3 separate regions of the Mus musculus genome follow, and regions 2 and 3 are each linked to region 1. A link is a loop called in an ENCODE intact Hi-C map of the cell type or tissue named here. Cell type or tissue: heart. All regions are shown on one strand.

The links. Peaks named below come from ENCODE experiments on the same cell type or tissue, not always from the same donor. Only the 100,000 strongest peaks of a DNase experiment are listed, where the experiment ranks them.
Region 2: a loop joins it to region 1, with 5 times the contacts of the local background. A loop is called at or near these places in 2 of 42 quality-filtered maps.
Region 3: a loop joins it to region 1, with 6 times the contacts of the local background. A loop is called at or near these places in 19 of 42 quality-filtered maps.

What each region holds. Positions count from the first base shown.
Region 1 is chr19:6,399,374-6,401,873 of GRCm38, forward strand. It overlaps Rasgrp2 (RAS, guanyl releasing protein 2), which reads left to right and starts at 1,168. Exons shown (of 17, transcript NM_011242.3): 1 at 1,168-1,278; 2 at 2,348-2,490. The coding sequence starts at 2,418. In heart, a CTCF peak has its summit at 1,527 (motif pointing left); DNase peaks (open chromatin) are centred at 198, 988, 1,908 and 2,088; H3K4me3 peaks cover 2,500 bases; H3K27ac peaks cover 1,902 bases; H3K27me3 peaks cover 251 bases.
Region 2 is chr19:6,338,522-6,341,021 of GRCm38, forward strand. It overlaps Men1 (multiple endocrine neoplasia 1), which reads left to right. Exons shown (of 10, transcript NM_001168489.1): 8 at 305-440; 9 at 818-982; 10 at 1,166-2,373. The coding sequence ends at 1,651. It also overlaps a transcript of Map4k2 not described here. Among named protein-coding and RNA genes, the nearest start is that of Map4k2, 1.4 kb to the right of the region's middle. In heart, a CTCF peak has its summit at 1,556; DNase peaks (open chromatin) are centred at 369, 870, 1,630 and 2,260; H3K4me3 peaks cover 1,177 bases; H3K27ac peaks cover 514 bases.
Region 3 is chr19:6,451,224-6,453,723 of GRCm38, forward strand. All of the region lies in intron 5 of Nrxn2 (neurexin II), which reads left to right. Among named protein-coding and RNA genes, the nearest start is that of Gm14965, 34 kb to the left of the region's middle. In heart, a CTCF peak has its summit at 1,206; DNase peaks (open chromatin) are centred at 868 and 1,168; H3K27ac peaks cover 307 bases; H3K27me3 peaks cover 1,072 bases.

The DNA of each region.
Region 1 (2,500 bases):
AAACCAGCTCGCATTCTGTCCCAGCCCCTCCCCCAGGCCATCGCAAGGATCCGCAGCCCCACGCCCGCGACCTCCACCACGCCCGGGCCTCCGCCGCCCGCAGGAAGACGCCCGGGCCCGGGCAGGGTGAACCCCGTGGGAACGGTTTGTCTCGAAAACAGGAACCCGGACCGGGGGGCTGGGCGGGGCGCCCCTTCCCCACCGCAGTCCGCTTCCTGCCCCTCCCGGCTTCCTCCGTGCGACACCCAGGCGGGGCGCAGAGCCCGGGGGTGTCGCGGTGGGGGAGGGCTGCTGCACGCGGTCCCCACACCAACAGTGGCGCAGCCCCCCGCCCGCGGTTAAACTCTCTGGGGCGGCAGGGGAGGGGTTAATCTGCTTCAGGGCCCGGCGCGCGCGGGGCGAGAGGGGGAGTCCCCGGTGGAGGAGGCGCGGCGCGGGGTGCAGGGGCGGGGAGGGGGCGGGGCGGCAGGGCGCTGGGCCGCGGCGCGGAGACCGGGTGGGAGCCGCAGCCGCAGCGAGGCCGGCGGGCGGGAGCGCACGGAGGTGGCGCTGGCCGGGCAGGGTTCGGGGTCCGCGCTGCGGGTCCCAAGAGTGAGTGAGCGAGCACGCGCGCGGGTGGGGCGTGGGACACAGAGGGTGCGGCCCCTAGGGATCTCCTAGGGGCAGGCTGGCGGGGACTGCGGGTGGGTGGGGAATCTGCGGTCCTGGGTGGGACAGAGCTTGCGGAGGGGATGAGGCACTTAGAGCCACCCGCAGGAGGGGGGCGTTCGAGGCATTCCGGTGCTCGCCTGAAACGTATCTACCAGGCTCTTCCCTGCAAGTCCCCATTTGACAGATGGGAAAATTGAGGTTCAGAGAGACTAAATGATTCTCAAGGTCACCCAGCAAGGAAGTAACAGTCAGGAGGGAACGACTCTGAGAAGTCCTCGGGAGGATTCCCTAATGTAGGGGAGTCTGTGTAAGGGCGAGGTCCCTTTCCTTGGGACAAGGTTTTGGCGAGATCCAGGAATGTAAAGAACCCCAGGCTTTGGGGCTGCGAGCCCTGGAGCCTGGTTGAGGGGGGAGGGGCGGCAGAATGGGTGTGTGCGCAACCAGGGGGTATGTGGATGCGTGTGGGAGTGTACATGCGTGGAGATGCACTGTCTTTGCGTGTGTGCACACGTGTTCAGATGTCAGAGCTACTGTGATCGAGAGATCAGAGGCTGAGCTGGTTCAAGTGAACAGAAGGTCTGGGAGGTGAACTGCATTCAGGTTTGCATTCTGAAGTAAAGGACTTGGGTATGTGTGGCTGAGGATTTTCATTGCAGGTGTGCATGGGATGTGGGTGCCATTGTGTGTGATTAGGACGGGAGGTGTCTATGACCCTGGTGTGTGTGAAAAGGGTCTTCTTGCACTTAATGTAGGTCATTGGCCTTCGGCAAATACCTAGTCTAGAGAATAGGTGTTTGTTCCTGCATGGGTGCTTTTATAGTCCCCACTGATGACCAGGATTATTAATGGTGTCATGCAGGCCATGGCGCTAGCGGCCCCTTCTGGGCTCCCTACTCGGTGCTCTCACGCACAATTTAACTATGCAGCAGGGTGGGTGGGAAGGCGGGAGCCCAGGTTGGGAAGATATATGGCAATTCTGGAAGGGCTAGGACCGGACTCCTGGGACCTTAGTACTTGTGGGTTGGGAGTCCGCGGTTCCCAGGCTTTGGCTTCCCACTGACATCTCCCAACCGCAGTGGGCTACCCCTCCCACCCCCCGCCCCAGGAATGTTCTTCTCTCTAGCCCTCCTCCCCAAGGGCAGGCCCCTGGGGGATGCTACGGCCCCGCCTCCCACTCGGGGAGCCCAGGAGGGGGAGATGTAGGCAGGACTCCTGGGTTCCCTCCTCCCTCCTTCCATCCCAGGGAGAAATTCCTCCGAGGTCCCCTCAGGCACTGGGTTCCCAAAATAACCCTGCGGGGGAAGGGAGGCTGTGAAGGGAGGGGAAGCGGGAGGAGTGCAGAGTCAAGCTGTGGGGTGTTGCAGGTGCCTGTGGGGAGCAAATGCAAGGAGAGGAGGGCCCGCCAGGAGGCTTGGGGCACTAACTAACCCCTGGGGTCCTGGCTCGTCCCTTATTCTCGTAGAACCCTTCTAACCTCCCGCGACTCCGCGGGTGGGCCGGAAGCCTCTCAGCTAGTCCATTTCCCAACTAGCGAGTTGCACCATCCCGGGGCAGGACCGTTTAACCCTAGAGGGGCAACGGCAGGCAACTCCGCCCATGCCCAGCAGGGGGCGTGCCCACTCCGCCCCGTTCCTACGCGCCGAGCCGCTCCCCCCACCTCCCGCGCCTCTGCTGACTCCCACTTCTCCCAGGACAGGGGTCCGAATTGAGCACCGTGGGAGGCTCTGAGAGTGTAGCTTGGGTCTAGCCTACTGGCACCGGCAGCCATGACGAGCACTCTGGACCTGGACAAGGGCTGCACCGTGGAGGAGCTGCTCCGTGGTTGCATCGAAGCGTTTGGTGAGTTGCA
Region 2 (2,500 bases), 61 kb before region 1:
CAGCCCCTATACAGTCAAGGCTACCATTACTTGGGAACTGAGAACCCCTGGTTAGCTGCTGCTCCTCCTCATGCCTTTCTGTCACTCCTCTCTGCCCAGTTTTTCCTGCTTTATAGTCAGTTGTGTTATCCATGGTGCTTCTGTCTCTGCCCAACTTCTAGTCCAGTCCCCACATCCCACTCCATAACCTTGCCTTTGACTAGCATGATCACATCTGGGTGAACAAGGACTCCAGCCTCGCACCCAGTCAGTGGGATGTCCCATTGTGGGACAACTGTCAACTGAATCCTGTGTGTTCTCACAGCTACAACTACTGCCGGGAGGATGAGGAGATCTACAAGGAATTCTTTGAAGTGGCCAATGACGTCATCCCCAACCTGCTGAAGGAGGCGGCCAGCCTGCTAGAAACAGGCGAAGAGCGGACTGGGGAGCAAGCCCAGGTGAAGGGCTGGCCTCCATTGGCGCACCCTCCGTCCGGGGCACATTGATGAGACCGCAAGGACAGGATTGGGAATTCTCTTTTGCTGGAGCTGATCCCTGGGCGAGGGTTTGAAAGGATTTTAGGGGGTTTTAGAGCTAAAGCTTTTAGAGAAATGGGTTGATGGTCCATCTCTCTGATGGTCAGGTTCTAACCTGGGCTAGGCTGTAGGTGAGGAAAGGCACGCCCCTCCTCCCCTCACTCGCACTAAGGGTTGGTTTTATAAAAGGAAGGAGGTCCTGCCTGCATTTGCCTTCCCTGAAACTGAGGCTTTGCCCAGGTGGAGGGAGCCTGGCCTGCACGCTCTGTGACCTCTGCTGTACCTTCCCTCTTATCCAGGGCACCCAGGGCCAAGGTTCTGCTCTCCAGGACCCAGAATGCTTTGCCCACCTGCTGCGATTTTATGATGGCATCTGCAAATGGGAGGAGGGTAGCCCCACACCAGTACTGCACGTAGGCTGGGCAACTTTCCTTGTGCAGTCCCTAGGCCGCTTCGAGGGACAGGTGAGAGGGGCCTATCCAGGGCATGGGAACTACAGGTGGTGACAGTAGTTGTAGGGGAGTGAGGTTACATTGCATGTGTATGAGTACAGATGAGAGGACACTGCTAGAGGGGTGGCCAGGAGCTGAGCCTAGAGGTCCCACGGATGATCCTCAGCCTTTCACTTGGCTTGCGCTTTTGCTCAGGTGCGGCAGAAGGTGCACATAGTTAGCCGGGAAGCAGAGGCGGCCGAGGCTGAAGAACCATGGGGGGATGAAGCCCGAGAAGGCCGTCGGCGTGGTCCCCGAAGAGAGTCCAAGCCTGAGGAGCCACCACCACCCAAGAAGCCTGCATTGGACAAGGGCCCGGGCTCAGGACAAAGTGCAGGGTCGGGACCACCTAGGAAAACGTCAGGGACTGTCCCAGGTACTACCCGCGGTGGCCAGGAAGTCGGCAATGCTGCTCAGGCTCCAGCACCTGCAGCATCGCCACCCCCAGAGGGCCCAGTGCTCACTTTCCAGAGTGAGAAGATGAAAGGCATGAAGGAGCTACTGGTGGCCACCAAGATCAACTCGAGCGCCATCAAGCTGCAACTCACGGCACAGTCGCAAGTGCAGATGAAGAAACAGAAAGTGTCCACACCCAGCGACTACACACTCTCTTTCCTAAAGCGGCAGCGCAAGGGCCTCTGAACTCTGATTCTGTGGCAAGGCCCCAGGCCTGCCCTCACTCCCAGCAGGCTTCACCCTCATCCTCTAATTCAAGCCTAGACTCCGCCCTCAGTCCTAGGGGACCCAGAGCTGTCCTGCAGTGACTAGGAGCCTTCATTTAGCCCCTCTTCAGGCCCCAGAGCCCTGGCTCAGTTCTTAGAATGTAGGTGTCATCCCCACCAGCCGGCCAATTGGAACCTCATTGTAGGTCCAATCCCCCGAAATTCAGTGGACCATGACAGGAGCCCAAGTCACGCCTGAACAGTAGGGCATTCCTCCCACTTGGGGGCTAGATTGACCTTAGCCCCAGAGCACAGTTGCTACCTGGAAACCAAGGACCATTCAGTCCCTAGGGGTAGATTTCCGCACTTTATATAGAGTTCCATCCTTTGGGAATCCAAATCCCTTACCCCAAAGAACTTACATATTGCTGCCCGAATTTGGAAATCTTCCTCGTCTCCCTAGCCCCTGAGTACAGGACATGAAGCTCCGACTCTTATCTGTGAATACTGAGCCTCGCCCCCTTCCTGACCAAACTGGCGCAAGAACAGAGCAGGACCTCTTCCAGCCCTCTGGGAACCTCCCTGAGGTCCCAGGAGGAAATCTGCACGGGGTGGGGGAGGGCCAGCCTCTTCCTGTTTTGTACATAGATTTATTTTTCAGTTCCAAGAAAGATAAATGCATTTTGTTAAGAAAAAAGAGAGATGTATGTATGTGTTTCATCTGAGAAATCGGGGATGGGGCGGGAGTGGATATCTGCTTTTGCTGTTTTAGGATTTTGAACTTTATGCTCTGCACCTGTAGCGCGGCGAGAATTGGGAGGGGTACCTA
Region 3 (2,500 bases), 52 kb after region 1:
CACCCTCCGACTAGTGCCCTACTGTCCGTCTGGGTTTGCACTGTCCCAAGACCTGCTCCGGCTCCTCGCTGTCTCTTAGAGCCAGGTTGTGAGAAAAGCAGCCATTCTGTCTTTGTGGGCTATCTCCCTGAACTCCTGGGCCAGCCTGGACACTCCTGGGTGCCCCTTTGTCTGCATCCCCTTAGGATCAGTCATACCACATCCTGCCTCTCTCTGCTGCCCATTCTGGTCCTGAGCTCCCCGAGGACAGGATTTTCATTGTCTCTCTACGTTCTGCACAGCTCTTGACATATATGTAGGCATGAGCTCAGCACATTTAATTAATTAATTACTAATTTTGATAGGGTCTCACTGTGTAGTTTTGGCTGTCCTGGAACTCACTGTGTAGACCGGGTTGCCCTTGAACTCACAGAAATACATCAGCCTCTGTGTTCTGGGTGTTGGGATTACGGGTGTGCACCACCACATGTGGCTCACAATTATTTAAAGTGAGTGAGTGGTCACTGTTCCCAGCGTCTTCCTGACTGTGGTCCGGGTAAGAGCACAGGAACTGCAGGCTTTGTTCAGAAGAGTTAACTTATTTATTCACCGATGGAGGGGTGAGCATGCGTGCCTTCACATCCAGGGGCAGAGTCACTTACGACTGGATTATGGGCTGTCATGTTCAGCGTCTCTCTAGATTCCTGCAGCGCCCGGGGAGGTAGGCTGACAGGAGGAGGAGAGAGGAGAGAGCTGGGCTTAGCGCTCTGTGGCCTGGCCGAGGCCATAGAGCTAGTTGGTAGAGCCAGCTCCAGCACCCAGGGCTTCTCTCTCACATTGCATTTCCTCCCGAGGGAGCTGTACAAGATGTCCTAGGCAGTTCCTAGGCAGTAAGTGCCAAATGAGCAGAACACACAGCTGTAGATCCCCAGAGCCAGGAGGGTCAGAGCGGCTGGAGAGCTTCCCAGAGGAGGCCTTGGAGCTGGTCTGCAAAGGGGGCAGCTGTTGCCTCCCTTTCACGGCACCTAGAAACCCTCTCAGTCCTTGGCCACATTCAGCTTTGTTAGGCACACTTGTGAAGCCACAGATTCCCTGATGGAGAAGCAAACAAGTATTGGCAGTGACTCCCTTTCTACACTAGGAGCTCTTAAGAGTTGTGGTTTCTCACGTGCTGATGGGAGTTGTAGTTCCTGACTGTGGCCTGGCCACTGTGGGTGATGGAGGAAAGCGCCCCCTGCCTGGCGCTTCAGGATTTGAGCATCTCAGATCCAGCTAGGGCTCCAAGAAGCTCCCAGGGCCACATCACATTACACTGCACATTCTGATCCCTGGAGTAACAGTCTCCATGAGGGTCCACCTTTGCTTCTCTCTCTCTCTCTTCTCTCTTCTCTCTTCTCTCTTCTCTCTTCTCTCTTCTCTCTTCTCTCTCTCCCCTCATCTTCAATTTTCTTGCTACCATTGCCCACCTGCCTACCATGCCTCTTCCCTCTTCTTAAATGAGTTCAGGCTCCCCCAGACCTTAGAAATCTCTTTCCCTTTCTAGGTCAGGAGGACTGAGGTCCAGTCAGCTCAGGCTTTGCGGCATAGCTGGCTTTGCCTCCTCCCCTGGGTCCACCTGAGGAGTCCGGGAACGGCCTCATTTCTGTTCTGCGCCTTGGCAGCCACAGTCCAGCCTCAGCCCTGCCTCTCCTTTTTTTTTTTTCCCCTGACTTCTTTTGTTTGGTCCCAATCACTTTTTCAGGTGGCTGCCGTATTTTCCTCTCCTTCTGTCTGTGTCTCAGCGATGTTATTTGCTTTGACCGCAGTGAAGGTGAGGGAGTGGGAGGGGAGGTCTGACCTCTGGGCGGGTTTAACAGTATGGGTGGTGAAGCCAAGGTCAAATGCATTCCTGTTTCTGGTCCTTGAGCCCCCTGGCTCTGTCAGTGTCTGAGCAGCAGGCCTGGTTGCTATGGAAACAATAAAGCTCCAGAAAGCCTTGGCTTCAGTTCCCCAGAGGTCCCTGTCCCCTTTCTATGCTGGCTGGCCCTCCTCCTTACCTGTCCCCTCAGGGTTCCCTCCTGTTCTTTATCAATAGGGTTCCATGTGACCGCTCCTTCCCTTACAGCCAGTCTCCATTTCTCTCCTGTCCCACTGAGGGTCCATCTTTGTCCCCTTCTACACTGAGCTCCTCACATCACCGTTAAATATGTCCTTGTCTCTGCTGGTCACCTCACCTTCGCTTAGGGTCCCCCGCACAGAGGGAGGGATTCAGATGGTCCCAATGTGGCCCGTGCCCTGCCCCCTCAGCTTGCTGCCCTGTGGCCTCAGGACAGAAGGCCTTGCCAGCTGCAGTGAGGGCTATGCCAGGCACTGGGGCAGCAGCTGGTGCCTTGGCATCCGGATGCAGCGGGGCAGTGTGGGCAGCCTGCCTGGAGGGAGAGAGGCAGGCTTGTGTGCTGGAGAAGAGGTCTGCAGAATCTGCAATGAGATCCCCGTGCTGGCCCGTGGGTCTGTTCCTAGGGGAGGACAGGTGTCTCACAGT